Regions from separate parts of the Homo sapiens genome. Here region 2 is linked to region 1. A link is an interaction called in ENCODE POLR2A ChIA-PET data of the cell type or tissue named here. Cell type or tissue: K562. All regions are shown on one strand.

What was found. Peaks named below come from ENCODE experiments on the same cell type or tissue, not always from the same donor. Only the 100,000 strongest peaks of a DNase experiment are listed, where the experiment ranks them.
Region 2: POLR2A ChIA-PET joins it to region 1 with 5 read pairs; 18 of 35 experiments call an interaction of 5 or more read pairs at or near these places.

What each region holds. Positions count from the first base shown.
Region 1 is chr15:63,198,575-63,203,574 of GRCh38, reverse strand. All of the region lies in intron 1 of RAB8B (RAB8B, member RAS oncogene family), which reads right to left. Among named protein-coding and RNA genes, the nearest start is that of RAB8B, 11 kb to the right of the region's middle. In K562, no CTCF peak of the experiment used is centred here; a DNase peak (open chromatin) is centred at 2,554.
Region 2 is chr15:63,278,755-63,283,754 of GRCh38, reverse strand. APH1B (aph-1B gamma-secretase subunit) reads right to left here. Exons shown (of 6, transcript NM_031301.4): 2 at 4,424-4,594. Among named protein-coding and RNA genes, the nearest start is that of APH1B, 3.6 kb to the right of the region's middle. In K562, no CTCF peak of the experiment used is centred here; no DNase peak of the experiment used is centred here.

The sequences.
Region 1 (5,000 bases):
AAAGATTACCAAGGTTCTTACAGCTGTCTGGACCTACCCTCAGTGAACTAGGGGCTGATTTCATTCATATGCATTTACACACTTTTTGTGTGTGCTTTCCATGTGACAAACACATCATACACACAGTAACAGCATTCAATTCTCAAAAAATAAAAGTCCTACAAGGGAGTTTCTATCCTTCTTATAATAAAGAAAATGACTGAATAATTTGCCCAAGGCTTTCAAACAGGAATTTGAACTTTGGAGTTTCTATCTCAAAAGCCCAAGTTCTTTTAGCTACACCATTATTTTGAGTTCTTATGTCTACTTTTTCCATTTTGTCAGTAAGTCCATTGGTTATAACTTAGGATCAGAGTTTGGACAGAGACTTTACAGTGTATCTAGGACAACATTTCCTTTTCATACACGAAGAAATAAAAGCCCAGGAAGTTTACTGTTGACATGTCTGAAGTCACATAATGAATGTCTTCCATAGTCCCACACTGCCAATTTTTCCTCTCCGATGTTGGTGGCCTGCCTCCAAGAGGCCCTCAGCCCTGCTCCTAATCTTTTTGGGCCATAGAGAAACCAATGACCACTGCATAAATCAAGACTATAAAGGCTAAGAGAGGGCTCAGAGACTTCCCTATGAGGCAAGCTCATGCGTTTTAGCAAGTGGACTTCGTTATATAAAAAGCTGAGTTGCTCGGGTTTCTCTGCTTTCTGGATCACAGAGGCATTATGGAGACTTAAACAAATCAGGTGTTCATCTAGTTTACAATGCTACTGTGTCTGCGAGGAAAACTTTGCCAAACAAGGTTTTTACAAACAAAAGCTAGAATAGACACAATTTCACCTTCAAATAAAAGGACAGGCTGACATGAAGTTTAAACTTAAATTGCCAAAGGAAGGAAGCTCACAATTAAGGTAGCTGTTCCTAGCACTTAGTAGTCTAAGGCCAACAGCATACAAGCATAACAAACCAACAGTCCCCATGTGGACAGACAACACTGAGATTTCTGATACAATTAGTTTCCTTTTCACGAAAGAGTCAGATTCATAATTAAACTCTGTCCCCTCCTGTTCCCATTCTGCTGCACACATATTTGATTGCTTCCTAAGGGCCTGAGTTAGAAACCGGGAGACCCAAACCACAAGTCCACTGACCTCTGGGGGCCAAGAGGGAACTTGATGCATGTTTGCATTAGCTATTACTCAGGCTTGTCCAAGGAGAGGTTGATTTCATCTTCCCACTCAACATACTTTTCAAGGGTTTGTTGGTCAGTTTTAATAGTTCTTTTTTTTCTTTTTTCTTTTTGAGACGGAGTCTCGCTCTGTCGCCCTGGCTGGAGTGCAGTGGCGCGATCTCGGCTCACTGCAAGCTCTGCCTCCCGGGTTCACGCCATTCTCCTCCCTCAGCCTCCCAAGTAGCTGGGACTACAGGTGCCTGCCACCACGCCCAGCTAATTTTTTGTATTTTTTTTTTTTTTTTTTTTTTTTTTTTTTAGTAGAGACGGGGTTTCACCGTGTTAGCCAGGATGGTCTCGATCTCCTGACCTTGTGGATCCGCCCGCCTCGGCCTCCCAAAGTGCTGGGATTACAGGTGTGAGCCACCGCGCCCGGCCAATAGTTATTATAGACCACTGAAAGGGGCTGGTCCTATGGGTAAGTGCCCAACACACAGAGTCCTGTGGAAAACTCCAGCACCTGTTTTGAGAGGAAGAGGTTGTTGCAGCTAGAGTACAGTCCAGAACTGAAGTGCGAGGCTCACGTGTTGGCCCCTCTAGCTTCTTACTTGATTAATCAGTCAACTACCCTCTCAGAACTTTAGATTCCTTGTCTACAACAAGGAGATATCTATCTCCTTCTACCTTATATGATTATTGAGTAGTTTACATAAAGTAATAACATAAGTGAAAGTACTTTGTAAACGGCAAAGGTCCAAGTGAAGGGAATGGGCAAATGATGTTGTTTCTTAACGTCCTAATTGGCCTCCCCATATATGATCCTACAGTGGCTCCCTACTGCTCTAGGATAAAGTCCAGACTCTTGAATAAGGTTAGAAGCTCTTCTGCCCTCTAATGACCCAACTTCACCTCTTGTCACATCCCCCACTTACCTGAGGCTTCAGCCAAACAAGATGTCTTCAAGTTCCTCCTTCAAGGGCTATGCTATCTCTCTGGAGGGCAGGAGTGGCTCTGCCCAGAGAGCCTCCCTTCCTTACTCTCTTCCATTCTACCCAACTAACTCCTCCTTTGGGGTCCAATCTGAGCTGAGATATAATTCCCTCCTAGAGCCCTTCCTCGACCTCTCCTCTGCACACTTTCATAACACGGAGATTTACTCCTTTGTAGCCTTTTTCATCATTGTGTTAAAATTGCCTGGGTATTCATTAACTCTTTCCCGTTTCAAAATTTTGCAGACCAAAAAGTGTTGAATGAGTGAATTTAGTGAAAGTGATAATGACCTAATGTTTGGCATGAGTAGCTGACTGACAAACCAATATAGTACCCCCACCCCCAACTTCAAAAGCAAGGAGGAAAGAGGTTCTTGGAAATCTAGTTAAAACCTCACCCACCCCCAGCCACTCCCTTTTAACCCCAAAGCAAAAGGCTAATCAAGGGCCGAATATATACTTGCATCCCAGATCTCCTAGTCTAATTCCTTCCTTTTCTCCCACAAAATGTTGACTACGCCCAGACTGTATGCCAAACCATCAGTGTCTTTTCATAGCAAGAGAAATGAAGGCAGATGGGGTGTAAGAGAAAATAGATTTGAAATTAAAAAACAAATGCTCAATGTCAGGCTTTGTGTGACCTTGGGCAACCCCGATGCCTCTAGGCCTCAGGCCCACCATCTGTCAAATGGAAATTTAGCACCAGCAAAGGGCTTCCTATTATTTTAGACTATTTTTCACCTATCTCACCATGAGGTTTTTTTTTTTTTTGTCTTGTCATGCTTTTTCTTTTTGTGGTGTTGAGTGTCTCACTATGTTGCCTAGGCTGGTCTTGAACTCCTGGGTACAAGGGATACTCCCTCCTTGGCCTCCCAAAGTGCTGGGATTGCATGCGTGAGCCACTGCACCTAGCCTCACCATGTTTTACAGGAAGTAAATGAGACTATTTGAAAATACTTTATACATTTCTTCTCAAAGAAATACTTTTACAATTTTCAATAAGTTATCTTTCTGGTGATATTTAGCTTTATTACTCAAACCAAAACATTTTAAAGAATAGGATTCAAAAACATTAAGCAATCTCTTTAGTACAACAAAGATTTTAGCCAATTTACAAGATCAATACAGGCTTGTTTGAATTAACTAATGCTACTTCTTCTTCTGTCTTCATGTCATCAAAACACTAGTGTCTACCAGTGCAAAGAATCCTCATCCACAATCATTAACTGAAGAAAGAAAAGGACAAACCCTTTTATAGACACTGTTTGATTTCACAGACTCACAGAATGCTGCAGCCAGAAGAGACCTGAAGACCATCGAGGCCTGCACTCACCCTTCATGATCAGAAAAGTCTAGTCTGATGTTTTCAGGAGGGGTTTGTGCCATGAATAATTCAAAACACAAACCAATTGTTTGTCACAGCCCTACGTACTTTTTAAAATAAGAATTAAGAGATAACTTGAACAAAAAACGGTAAATCATATAATAAGATCACAACATAAATGTAAAATGTAATAGTGCTTATCAAAGTTGAAGGCTGGCCGGGGGCAGTGGCTCACACCTGTAATCCTAGCACTTTGGGAGGTTGAGGCGGGCAGATCACTTGAGCTCAGGATTCAAGACCAACCTGGGCAACAGGTGAAGCCAAGTTTCTACAAAAAATACAAAAATTGGCTGGGCGTGGTAGTGCACAGGAGGCCACTAATTCCAGACTGATGACAAAGTCTCAAAAAAAGCCCACAAAGAAACAAAAAACAAACAAAAAAAACCCAAAGTTGAACGCTGAAGGGCCAAAATAAAGACATAACTCTGATGATATTATATATATTTATATATGCATGTTTTTCAACTTAATTATAATGGAATTTTGTGCATGTTAAAGAAATTATTTCACTTTTCCCACAAATTTTTCATCCTTCTATAAGGTTGGAAATTTTCAAAATGATGTAGACAAAATAGGGAATGCAACAACTCAAATTTGTTTGTGGACAACACCCTGGTCTGTGTTCATTACTGGCTATGGCAGAGAGAGGCACCAATTTTTTAAAAATTATCTAGTTCTAAACAATGTAAGAGAAAAATCGAAGTCAAAGGTCACTATTAATTCTCAAACTATTTTACAGAGACATTTCTAACTCTTTATCCAATAGTTTACTCCAATTGCTAACAAAAGCAAAAAGAGACTGAACCAAGTAGCCAAAGAGATAGGGGAAGGGAAATGTTTTCATTTTTCTCTTCCCAACCCAATCCCCTCTCTCTAAATCTTGGTATGGGTGAGGTGCTAACAGACAGTGAAACAAGAAAGTGGTTGGAGTCATTCCAAAAGGGGAACAGTTGACTCTCAATAAAGAATTGTTTTCCATGCTGTATCAAGATTTTACTCAGAGATATTTAGAAGAGAAAAAGTAAACGATTCCTTGTTGAAAACCATAAAAAACTATCACATCCAAATTCATAAGCAATAAACAAATTACAGAAGGGTTAGTCACTGACATCTCCCAACACAAACTCTTTTTTTTGTAATGGATTTTGTGTATTCGTATGTATGTGTGCATAAGGAGATTAGAGTATGCTGCAATATCCATTCCAGATAAACAAATATTGCATAAGAAACGAATTTACAATTCAACTTTTAATAGATTATCCAATACTTCACATTAAAACTTGACCATATATCTTCAGAGTTGTCCTTCCACTTTATACATCAGGATAACATCTATGATTTATTAAAATAATTACCGCCAAGTTCTTCACCAAAATATGCAAAATTATAATGTGATATGGGAAGCCACGCCAGTCCTAGCTTTGCCAGCAGAAGGCCGTGCAATACTACACGTTGCTTAAC
Region 2 (5,000 bases), 80 kb before region 1:
TCTCAAATACATACACCTAAACCACAAGCAACTAAAGAAAAAGTAAACAGATGAACCTCACCAAAATTAAAAACTTTGATGCTACAAAGGACACTATCAAGAAAGTGAAGAGACAACACAGATGGGAGAAAATATTTGCAAATCATATTTGAAAAAGGACTTATATCTACAGAACTCTTACAACTCAATAATAAAAAGACAAATAATCAATTTAAGAGATAAATTGTCTGGGCATGGTGGCTCACACCTGTAATACCAGCATTTTGGGTGGCTGAGGTGGGCGGGTCGCTTGAGCTCAGGAGTTTGAGACCAGCCTGGGCAACATAAGGAGCCTATGTCTCTACCAAAAAAATACAAGTTAGCTGGGTGTGGTGGCACGCACTTATAGTCTTAGCTACTCAGGAGGCTGAGGGTGGGAGGATTGCTTGAGCCCCGGAGGCGGAAGTTGCAGTGAGCCATGATTGCGCCACTGCACTCTAGCCTGGGTGACAGAGCGAGACTGTGTCAATCAGTGAATCAATCAAAGATTTTAGCTATTTGATACAACAAAGTACTACTATCACAAATATATTAAATAAATAAACTAAAAAGTTTAATAAGCTTCCTAATTCTACGTTATGGAAGTACGTGGGAGGAAAACTAACAGCACTAAGAGTTCTCAATGTCAACATCAGGAAGTGAGAAAGTACAAAACATCATCAGTTTCTGGGTTCACGTCCATCTTACTGAAGTGGAAAATTCTTTGTTTGCATTTATTATTATGTTCCCAAGAACAAAAAAAGAAACAATTCAAATTTCAAAAATATAAATTTTGAAAAACTACTGCTAAATCACACCATCTTTCTCATTTGTTCTATCCTTTTTCGAATGTGTGTGTGAGAGAGAGAAAGGAGTATGAATACAAGTTAAATACGCCATTTTCAGAATTTTTAAAAATAGACACGCTGCTTAAAAGTTGTAGCAATGGTTATCTTAATGTTTTTTCTATAAATGGAAGATTTTCTAAAATTACAAAATATTTATGGTATCAACCTTTTAAGACAAAATTGAATTAAATTACAAAAGTTTCCATCCAAACAGAAAAAATCCTAATGTCTGTTTTAGGCAACATACAGGAGTTTCAAGCAACATACAGGAGTTTCAAGCAACATAGAGTTGTCTAAACTGTATGTTTTTGGCAAAATATGATTATATTTTAAGCAACATAACTTGGATTTTAAAAAAATTACTGCAGAAAGGGCTACCACACATGCCAATTTCTCTTTATGCAAGGCTCTGCCAGGCTGAAAGTTACTATTCATTCATGTAAGAACAAGATTAGTAAGATTAAGTGATTAAGGTCTAACTCATGAAATAAAACTATTATTTATTATTAGATTGCAATGAATATTTTGATCCAATTCCATATATTTATAAAAACTGGTATAAACTCTCCACATTTTAATCTTGGCACCAAATTCTGATAGCAAAAGTCTGAGGTAGCACTTTAAATTTAAAAGTTCAAGACCTACTTTGGCAGTGGAGATAAAGTATTGATTAAACCAAACTCCCTATATTTGAATGCAATATAGAATAAGAGAGCAATGTAAATGTATCCATATAAATGTCAGTCATAAATAAAGCATTATAATAATTCTTAAATTGTTTTAATACATCTACATAACATTTAACATTTCTCAAATTTGCTGGGAAAATTTTGAATATTCTAAAGGCTCGTAAAAGATGATTTTTGCAAATGCAAACAAACGTACCTGCTAGTACAAGTCTGTCCTACCATTTGCAAATTTCCAAAGGTCCTTTCAGAAAAGCACACATGGTTTCCCTAGGAACCTAAAGAGGCTTCTCTGAACTTCCTGGCATTCGAGCCTACAGACTGACAGCTTTAATTTCTTCCTCATGTGGTCCTACTCCTTTCCTGCCCTCATTAAAAAAGTGGACACTTGCTCCTCAGTGTAAAAAGAAAATTTTAAAAATTAAAATTAAAAAAAAAAAAAGAGGAACAATAATGTGGATCTATGTTCAGCTACAGTCCTTTGGAGCCCTAAGTTAGTGCCAGGAAAATGTTGCCATTTCAGGTGGAAACCATGAAGATGCAAGGCAGTGAAGAACAGCCCATACTCATTTTGTCACGCTGATAATTCAGGTTTTAGAACATACAAGTCCTAAACTTTAAATTCTGTATTAGAAATTGTGTTTTTTTTTGTTTTTTTTTTTTTTTTTCAAAATTAGACCCATGGCATGAAAATGCATATGGGCCAATGATGTCACTGACAGGAAAACCCAGTGCAATGTGAGGCTGAGCTGTGAAGAGTACAGTGCCCAGTCAGGGGTACTACTTAGTCTGCACTGCAGAATACCATGCTGGGTTCTGAGCACAGGCAAAAACCAGGCGCTGACAAAAAGGGTCATGTCCACTGACCAAAAAGAACAAACAGCCTTTCTTTTGGAAAGGTTTGGAAGCCACAACCATGCCTGTTGAGGTCCAGGTGAAGAAATGAGGACTGTTCATTCTTGAAAGGGAGATAATTATAACCATGCAGCAGAGACTTCATTTACCTGGTACTTGAGTAAGGCAGCGGTCAGAAGGGAGTTTTTGTTTTTGCTTGTTTGTTTTTTTTTTAGACAGGGTCTGGCTCTGTCTCCCAGAATGGAGCACAGTGGTGCAATCACGGCTCACTGCAACCTCCGCCTCCTAGATTCAAGTGATCCTCCCACCTCAACCTCCCGAGGAGCTGGGACCACTATGCCCAGTTAATTTTTGTATTTGTTGTAGAGACAGGGTTTTGCCATGTTGCCCAGGCTAGTCTCGAAATCCTCAGCTCAAGCAATTGGCCTACCTTGCTTTCCCAAAATGTCAGGGTTACAGGCATGAGCCACCAAGCCCAGCAGAGGTAGATGTGGTTACCTTAATGATATTCTACAGTTAAAGCTTAAAATTGTAGAATGGTAGTAACTGCCACATACCAGAAACATTCAAACACAGCTAGATGTCCATCTGTTAGGGATGTTGTATTACCATGGAAATTTCAGTGTTACCTTTGATATTTATTTATTCCCATGTAATATTTCCAGGTACTAATGGGAATTTCATTTTTGAAACTTTTCTAAGATATGATTTTTGCTTCTAAGCAATGGCTTCCTGGATTTCAATTCCTAATTTAAATTCCTTCATTACGAAAAGGGAATTCAGTATCTGGTATTAAAAGCAAAGAGTAACAAATACAGAAAACCTAGCATATTGGCAAGAACAAGTTAACAGAAGCCTATGAAAAGAGTTGTTGTTGAGGTTCCTCTTGGTTATATCCACGAAATTCATGGACAGCCTTAATTACTTCATTTGTACAAATGAAAAAAGACAGCACATTTATCACTCTATTAAGACTTACTACATAATCAAAGCCAATTTCATGACTGCCTGAAAGGAAATATGGTTCCAAGTTCCAGCTGTGTTTCAAATCAGTGGTTTCATGTGAGGTCCTCGTGAGTCCTAGAGAAGACCTACTTTCTGGCCCAACAAGGGAACCCAAGGCATTTTTTAAAATGTGATTTTCTATTATAGATTTAAAACTACAGGAAATACCACAAAAGGAACTCCTGTTTTCCCCTACTAAAGTCAAAATAATGGAAGGCATGGTCTCCATAAGAATTATTTATCTTGGCCGGGTGTGGTGGCTCAGGCCTGTAATCCTAACACTTTGGGAGGCCAAGGTGGGCGGATCACTGGAGGTCAGGAGTTTGAAACCAGCCTGGCGAACATGGTGAAACCCTGTCTCTACTAAAATTACAAAAATTAGCCGGGCATGGTGGTGCACACCTGTAATCCCAGCTACTCGGGAGGCTGAGGCAGGAGAATCGCTTGAACCCAGGAGGCAGAGGTTGCCGTGAGCTGAGATTGCACCATTGCACTCCAGCCTGGGCAACAGGAGCGAAAACTCTGTCTCAAAAAAAAAAAAAAAAAGAATTAACTTAGGTGGTGGCAAAGAGAACATATACATTCTAAGCTGGAATGATTTCTGTAGTTGTTTTAATGCTTCCCTAGCTTGTTTGTCTCCATGACACTTACCTACTATACCAGTGTATTTCTTGTTCATTCATTTATTGTCTGTCTCTTCCTACTATAATATAAGCTCCATGAAGCCAGAGACTCTGTCTTTTAATCACTGATGTATCCCCAGTACCTAGGATAGTGTCTGGGATTGATTCTCAAGAAATATTTTTTTGAATAAAGGAAGAAAGGAAGGAAATAAGAAATTTCCACAAGATAAAAGAACACTCAAGATTTTCAGGCTGGAAATGTACCAATCTCTTGGCTTAGTACTATGTAGGAGGGCATAGATACAATACTATATTCACGTTTCAAATGACCAAATCATAACTAAAATCTAACTGGGGAAAAAAAAGGTAAGGCAGGTATTTAACTTACTTTAAGAGTTTATAATATGCAAATCGGAACATTTCTTGGATATAGACAGAGACAAACGCTCCAAAGATCAGCAGATATTTCTGTGTTGGTCCATCTTTGTTGTCAATAATGACTCTTGCCATGAACCAAACAAGGGACGAAATCAGTAGAGACACCAACCAGAAGAAAGCTCTGAAAAATACGGGAAAAAAAGTTACAAGTGAACATCAGTACAGGATTAATAATGTTTAAAAGCAGGAAAAAAAAAAAAACCTGCTTGAGAAGGAAGAGATTTCTTGACGTTTCAATAAGGAAAAGAAAGTCCTCATAAAGTGATACTCTGATCAGTTGTTCTTAACGGTGCATTTTCCTTGGTGAGACAAACGTGTCCAAGAGGAAGGCTGAGGTTTCCCAACAATTACTTTTTTCAATGACCCTGCTACTTGCAAGTACATCTGCAGACTCTATCTGCCAAGGACTATCTAGCTAGAAACTTGGTTATTTGCTACTCTTTCTAATCAATGCTCTGCCCATTGATGAGCCAAAACAAGAAAATACACAACCCTGATTACTGCAATTTTCATATTCTTAAAACTTA